Regions from separate parts of the Homo sapiens genome. Here region 1 is linked to region 2. Evidence: read pairs that join two places in POLR2A ChIA-PET (ENCODE). Cell type or tissue: MCF 10A. All regions are shown on one strand. Region 1 overlaps RBCK1 (RANBP2-type and C3HC4-type zinc finger containing 1). Region 2 has its middle 16 kb from the start of NRSN2.

The links. Peaks named below come from ENCODE experiments on the same cell type or tissue, not always from the same donor. Only the 100,000 strongest peaks of a DNase experiment are listed, where the experiment ranks them.
Region 1: POLR2A ChIA-PET joins it to region 2 with 6 read pairs; 23 of 35 experiments call an interaction of 5 or more read pairs at or near these places.

Annotation. Positions count from the first base shown.
Region 1 is chr20:414,327-418,326 of GRCh38, forward strand. RBCK1 (RANBP2-type and C3HC4-type zinc finger containing 1) reads left to right here. Exons shown (of 12, transcript NM_031229.4): 3 at 3,200-3,293; 4 at 3,406-3,604. Among named protein-coding and RNA genes, the nearest start is that of RBCK1, 8.0 kb to the left of the region's middle. In MCF 10A, no CTCF peak of the experiment used is centred here; DNase peaks (open chromatin) are centred at 1,725 and 1,883.
Region 2 is chr20:360,862-364,861 of GRCh38, forward strand. No RefSeq gene overlaps it. Among named protein-coding and RNA genes, the nearest start is that of NRSN2, 16 kb to the left of the region's middle. RefSeq lists an enhancer at 2,364-2,658. In MCF 10A, a CTCF peak has its summit at 1,843; DNase peaks (open chromatin) are centred at 1,800 and 2,550.

The DNA.
Region 1 (4,000 bases), 53 kb after region 2:
ATTAGACCCTGGGTGGTTGAGGTTGCAGTGAGCCATGATCATGCCTGAGTGACAAGGTGAAACCCTGTCTCAAAGAAAGAAAGAGAGAAAAGCCATTGGCTGTACACCTAGAGACTGGCCAGTGAATATGCATTTATAGTATGTAAGTTAAAATTAAGTGTTTAAGCTTTGTCTGCAGCTGTTTTTGTGATTCTCTGCTGTTCACCAGCGATCCTGATGTCACATTGGATGAGAGAGCTCCAGCTGTATTTTTTTGTTGATAGTGTTAAGATTATAGCTTTAAAAAATTTTGTTTTCTAACATAATTAAGGCCTTTATGCTTTGCCTCTAGGTTGATTCTAAAAGTGTAACACTACTAGAAAGGATTTATAGTATTTTGATTATGGAAATATTATTCACTATAGAATAACTAGTGCAGTTGAAACCATATGCACTTTTATGTTTCAAAACCCTTATTGCTGGAAGAACATTTTGGGGTTAAGATCCAGTCCTTTTCATTTTTTACTTTTCTTCTATTCTCCTGTATCAGACTCATCTATTTTTGTTTTTCAAGAACTTTTCACGTGGAAAATGTGGTAAACTTTTAGAGTCTTTGCATGTTTAAAAATTTCTATATTTTGCTCTGTCAATTCATTGATAGTTGACTGGGTATTCAAATTGTTTACCTGAAGAATTTTGAGAGCATTTTCTGGACTGCTTTTAAATAAATTTCAGATATTATTTTATCCTTAAATACTTTAGTATGTGTCTTCAAAAAATTAGGACTTGGCGGGGCACGATGGATGATGCTTGTAATCCTAGCACTTTGGGAGGCTGAGGCAGGTGGACTGCTTGAACCCATGAGTTCAAAACCAGCCTGGGCAACATAGTGAAACCTTGTCTCTACAAAACATTAGCTAGGCATGGTGGTGCGCCCATCTAGTCCCAGCTACCCAGGAGGCTGAGGTGGGAGGGTCACCTCAGTCCAGGAGATTGAAGCTGCAGTGAGCCAAGATCATGCCACTACACTCCATCCTGGGTGACAGAAGTGAGACCCTGTCTCAAAAAAAACAAAAACAAACAAAACCCCTCAATACTATTATCACACCTTAGAAAAGGAATAAGAATTCCTTAAAATCCGCTAATGCCCTGTTTATATTCACATTTTCCTATTTCATTAGTGCTTTTTACAATTGGTTTCTTCAAATCAGGAGCCAAACAAGATCTACATGTAGCATTTCTTACTATGTCTTAAGTCCCTTTTACTCTCCTCTATTTTTATGCCACTAGTTTTTTTTTTAAGAAACCTGGTCTTTTGACCTCTAGAATTTTCCCCATATTCTGGATCTATCCATTACCTCTTCATGGTATGTATTAGACCACTCTAGCATTGCTACAAAGAAATATCTGAGACTGGGTAATTTGTAAAGAAAAGAGGTTTAATTGACTCAGTTCTGCAGGTGGTGTAGGAAGCATGGTCCTGACATTTGCTTGGCTTCTGGGGAGGCCTCAGTGAACTTTTACTGAAGCGGGAGCAGGCACTTCACATGGTGAGAGAGGGAGCAAGAGAGAGAGTTGGTGGGGAGGTGCCACACTTTACAACAGCCAGATCTCACGAGGACTCACTATGGCGAGAAGTCACTACAGTGAGCGCAGCACCAGGCTGTGAGGGAGCTGCCCCTATGACCCAAACACCTCCCACCAGGCCTCACCTTCAACACTGAGGATTACAGTTCAAGGTAAGATTTGGGCAGGGACAAATACCCAGACTATCATGGTGTCATTTACTATCTCCCGTTTTTCCTGTAACTGGTAGTTAGAGATAAAGTTTCAATTAGTCAGCAGTCACTTTTTTTTTTTTTTTTTTTGAGACAGAGTTTCACTCTGTTGCCCAGGCTGGAGTGCGGTGGCGCAATCTTGGCTCACTGCACGGTCCGCCTCCCGGGTTCACACCATTCTCCTGCCTCAATCTCCTGAGTAGCTGGGACTACAGGCGCCCGCCACCGTGCCTGGCTAATTTTTTTTTTTGTATTTTTAGTAGAGACGGGTTTTCACCGTGTTAGCCAGGATGGTCTCGATCTCCTGACCTCGTGATCCACCCACCTCGGCCTCCCAAAGTGCTGGGATTCAGCAGTCACTTTTAATGTGCAGGAACTCTTCCTCATTTTTTGGTTGCTTCATGCCTTTCCTTGCTTTCTGAATGCAGTGTTTTCCCAAATCTCTCTGAAGGTACTAGTTAGACTTCACTGTTGCTTATTGTTCCATACCCTAAATGATCTCTGTTTCCTTTGGGGTCGGTTCTGTTTTTTCATCTTTTCATGCTTTTGATTTTCCAAACATGTTGGAGGATCCTCAAGAAAGTTAAAACCACTTTCTCTGGAATAATACCATGTAGATTTAAATCCTGCCTCTGGCTGAACACAGTGGCTTACTCCTGTAATCCCACTTCGGGAGGCCAAGGCAGGAGGATCACTTGAGGCCAAGAGTTCAAGACCAGCTTTGGCAACATAGTGAGACCCTGTCTCTACAAAAACTTAAAAAATTAGCCAGGCATGGTGGCATGAGCCTGTGGTCCCAGCTACTTGGGAGGCTGAGATGGGAAGAGCCCAGGAGGTTGATACTGCAGTGAGCCAAGGTAGCACTACTGCACTCCAGCCTGGGCCACAGAAAGAGAGCCTGTGTCTTAAAATTAAATCAAGACATACAAATGAATCCTGCCTCTAACAGTTATTAGTTGCTTAGTTTGGCAGAGTCACTGGAACCTATCTGTGCCTCACATTTTTATCTGTAAAACAGGGATACAGCAGTACCTGTCTGATGGGTTGGTTGAGAGGATTAAATGAGTTAATACACATGAAGTGCATTAAATAGTCTTAGCACGTAGTTAACAACAACTTCTGGTGGTTTCACTAAGGAGCAGGGGAGAGAAGACAGAAGAGGTTGGAGAGGTCAGGGAGGTGCCAGATCATGGAGGCCCTCGTGTGCTGCCACGAGTTGATTCTAAGAGTAGCGTGGAGCCATTGGAGGGGCCTAACTGGTGGGTTCTAATAAAGGAAGAAGCATGGGTGGGGCCTACCCCAGACTGGGGTTTGTGTGTGTGTGTGTGTGTGTGTGTGTGCATGGCCATGTGCCTGTGTGCAAATATGTACATGTCTGTAGCCGGTGGCTGAGGCTGGACCCCTGGCCAGAGCCCATGCTGAGCCCCTGCTGTTCTCTGCAGGCTGTGGGTGAGCGTGGAGGATGCTCAGATGCACACCGTCACCATCTGGCTCACAGTGCGCCCTGATATGACAGTGGCGTCTCTCAAGGACATGGTGAGTGAGGAGGCGGAGGGCGACACTGGGGTGAAGGCTCTCCCTTTCACTCCTGCTTCCTCTCTCTCCTCTGGCCCTCCCTTCCCACTCTCCCTCTCTTTGCCCCCACCAGGTTTTTCTGGACTATGGCTTCCCACCAGTCTTGCAGCAGTGGGTGATTGGGCAGCGGCTGGCACGAGACCAGGAGACCCTGCACTCCCATGGGGTGCGGCAGAATGGGGACAGTGCCTACCTCTATCTGCTGTCAGCCCGCAACACCTCCCTCAACCCTCAGGAGCTGCAGCGGGAGCGGCAGCTGCGGATGCTGGAAGGTGAGGCTCTGCCCTGAGCACCGCCGGACCCAGCGGGGGCCCTGGACTCACTTGAGGGCATAGGGCAAGCAGGGGCAGAGCCCCTGGGTTTTTAGTCAGGGACTCACCCAGAGGACCCTATCCAAGTGGGGAAGAGAGGACCTAAGACACATGGGAGGGAGCATTTCAGGGACCCATCATGAGAACAGCTGGCACGGGGAGGGGTGGACTCCGTCCAGGCTCCGGCATTCCCAGCTGTGTGACCTTGGGCAAGGTTGCTCCTATCTGCTGCCCAGTTTGCTAAAATCATAAATTGGGTATGACAGTGATCGTGATAACTAGTGTTTATTCTTAATTTTTAACTTCTGAAATGTTTCAGACCTACAGAAAAGTTGCTAAATTTTACAAAGTAGTACA
Region 2 (4,000 bases):
AGAGTGAATCTGTCTGCCAGTGTTCAAGCCACTGTGTGAACCTGAGTTTCTTAACCGTTCTGAGTGTCAGGAGTTTTTTTCATCTCCAAAATAGGAGCAACAAGGATACCAATCCCTTGAGATTGTATGAAGCTTAATGCACTTAACACAGCACCTGGCACGTAGACATGCTCCCTAAATGCCAGCTGTTATTATGAAAGAGAGAAGTCTGAGGTTCAGAACTAGCAGGCAACACATAATCTATAATGATGGATGGCTCAGACAGGGTCCTGTCCTATAGGGACTCACAGTCTAGTGGAAAGGACAGTCCTGTGGACAGCAAATGGCAATATACCTGGGTAAGTACTGTAATAGAATAACAAAGTAATATCCTATCACGGGGCAGTCACGGGGGCAGTGAGAGACAAGCGCTTGTCCATGCCAGGCTCTGTACTCAGTCCATCACATACATTAGGTCTTGCAGTCCTCATACCACCATAAGGTGGTTACCATTATCTCCAATTCACAGAAAAGCAAACAGTATGGAGTGTTTAAGCGTCCTGTCCGAGATGGCATAGCTAGTGGAGCTGAAATTTGAACCCAAGTAATCCAGGTCCAGAATGCCCCGGATGCAGAAATGACCACACAGATTCTACCAATGAACTAACCTGATAAGGTTGGAGGTCATACTCATAACCCCTCACACAGGTCCACACAGACACAGGCAAGCACACCCATGTCTATTCAGATACACACCAATTCCTGTCTATGACGAGCGCTCAGAAAATCCTCCACAACACCACACCAGGAATGATGTGCATTTTGAGAAAAAAAAAAATCAGCTCTGAAGACCTCACAGACACATGCAGTGAAATGTAAATGGAGGGACCCACCCAAGTTCTTGAATAGCACATTACATGCCTGGATGCACATCAGCGGGCATGTAAATGATGACGAGGAGGTCTGCAGACACTGACACGCTGCATTTGCACTCACTCTGCTACTGAATTTTTTAGCAGCTACATTTACTGAGCACCTACTGTATGTAAGGAAAGATAAAGCAGCCGGGAGCTGTGGCTCACGCCTGTAATCTCAGCGCTTTGGGAGGCCAAGGCAGGTGGATCACCTGAGCTCAGGAGACCAGCCTGGCCAACATGGTAAAACCTTGTCTCTACTAAAAATAATACAAAAATTAGCTGAGTGTGGTGGCATGCACCTGTAATCCCAGCTACTCAGGAGGCTGAGGCAGGAGAATCGCTTGAACCCAGGAGGTGGAGGTTGCAGTGAGCCAAGATCACGCCATTGCACTCCAGCCTGGGTGACAGAATGAAACTCTGTCTCAAAGAAAAAAAAAAAAAAAAGTAAAAAAGATAAAGCTCAGAGAAGTGAAGTGGCTTGCCCAAAGTCAAATGGCTGAGATTCAAACCCTGGCCCTATAATATTAGGCAACGGTGTCTCCCTCCACCACTGTGCAGATGCATCCATGAGTGAAGAGATGTGCTATGGCTGGATTCCCTCATTGACATTCCCTGTGACCTTGGACATGGCATGGCCTTGTCTGGCCCACATTCTCATGTTGAGTCCATTCACAGGTGTGCTCCATGGATGTGCATGGATGGGACCGGCAACCCTGGCCTTGCTCTGAGTCTCAGCTTGGCTTGGTGTCACCAGGGCTGTGAGCTTCCAATCCCAGCCTTGCCATGTCCCAGAGCACATGGCTCAAAACCAAGCTCTGGGCATCAGGCCAGCAGGGCCCCTGTGATGGAAGAACTGACAGGATTTCATAAGCATCCGGCCCGGGACACGTGGTCAGGGCAGGGAGAAGGGAGATAAACAGGATGTCCACCAGGGTGTGCACCTGGGCAGGGTCCATGGACCAGGTGTGGCAGGGGAAGAGCTGTCAGGACTTGGCATCTGATGGGCACTCAGCAGATATAGGCTGTGTGAGGGGAGGAGTTTGTGGGGAGGCAGGGCTGCAGCTTTGCTTCCATCCTGGAGGCCAGGAATGAGGGAGTAAGTGAGCCATTGACTCAATGAATGAATGAATGAGCGAGTGAGTGAAGGAAGGAAGGGGTAAGTAAATAAGTGAAGAATGGAATGGGGGAGGGAGTGAATTTATTTATTTATTTATTTATTTATTTTGAGACAGGGTCTTGCTCTGTTGCCCAGGCTGGAGTGCAGTCTCAGCTCACTGCAACCTCTACCTCTCAGGCTCAAGGGATTCTCCCACCTCAGCCCCCAGCATAGCTGGGACTACAGGCGCATGCCGCCACATCCCGCTAATTTTTGTATTTTCTGTAGAGATGGGGTTTCGCTATGTCGGCCAGGCTGGTCTCAAACTCCTGGGCTCAAGCGATCTGCCTGCCTCAGCCTCTGCAGTGCTGAGATTACAGGTGTGAGCCACCGTGCTGAGCTGTGAATTTATTTTTTACACAAATCTGAGTGCTCACTCTGTGCTGGCCCTGGACGGGTCTCTGTGGATGTCTGGTGAGCAGGATGGACACAGCCCGGTCATTGCAACGCTAAAAGCTTGAATGACACCAGTCAGGCTGGGGAACTGGGAGGGCCCTTGACATGCAGAGTGACTCAGCCAGTGTGAGCAGGGGTTGTCAGCATGCCTAGGGGAGCAAGAGACTGTGAGAGATGTGTGTGTATACTTGTGTGCCTGTGTGTGTCCGTGTGTACACATGTGTGCGCCGACACAGCCAGGTGTTGGCCAATGCAGGTGTGGTGTCCTCAAGAGCACAGTGCATCCTGATTCTTCACCCTCCCAGGCCTCCCCTGCCCCTGTTGTGTGCCAGCTGGGCCTGCCCCATGTTATGCCTGACGCCCACGCAAAAGCTGCTTCTTCCAGTCACAGGACAAAGGCATCCTCAGCCCAGACCCTGTACCCCAGGGGTAAAGACCTCTCAGACCCCTAGTGCTCCTCAGCATGGACCTCTCCACCAGGAGCCTCAGAGTTGTGAGAAGCACAGGCACCCAAAGCCCACCGCCCTGTGTCCATGTGCATGGAGTGTGCCCAGGTACACGCAAGGGCTGGAGATGCCCCAGGGCGGTCCAGACAGACGTGCAGATGACACATTGGCCACTGAGTTTCCACAGACACTGAGCTAAGTGCTTTCGAGACACACTGGGTGACCTTAGGCGTATCACCCTCTCTGAGCCTCAGTTTCTAATCTAAAAGTAGGGTAATTATACTCACTTCCAGTCTTGTTAGAATAACTCAATGCATGATCAGCTCAACACATCATGATTATTTTTCCTGAGTTCCTGCCTTCCCAGCTATATTGTCTATTCCTCAACAGTACCCACTGAGTCTTATATCCCCGTTTCTCCTATGATACTCCATTACACAGGACTCAAATAACTACCTGCTCTAAGAATTGCTGAGTGACATGTAGTCCTCATAAATAGCAATAATAGTCACTAACATTTATATAACAACAAGAGCCAGCAATTTTGATTTTTTATTGTGTCAGGCATTGTGCTGAACACTTTACATTCCTTCATTCATTTGACAAACATTCACTGAACACCTGGTAGGTGCTGGGCTCTGTGCTAGACCTGCAGATGCAGCATCTCTGCCCTCAAGGTTCTTACATTCTGATGGGGAAGAAGAGACAGACAAAAGACAGTTTGGCGGGGCACAGTGGCTCACGCCTGTAATCCCAGCACTTTGGTAAGCCGAGGCAGGCAGATCACTTGAGGTCAGGAGTTTGAGACCAGCCTGGTCAACATGGTGAAACCCCTGTCTCTACTGAAAAAATACAAAAATTAGCCAAGTGTGGAGGTAGGCATCTGTAATCCCAGCTACTCGGGAGGCTGAGGCACAAGAATGACTTGAACCTAGAAGGTGGAGGTTGTAGTGAGCAGAGATCGAGCCACTGCACTCCAGCCTGGGCGACAGAGCGAGATTCAGCCTCAAAAAAAAAAAAAAGATAATTTAATACATAAATGGGATAATTTCAAACCTTGACAAGTGCTACAAATAAAATAAGGAAGAGTTATGGATTAGAGACAA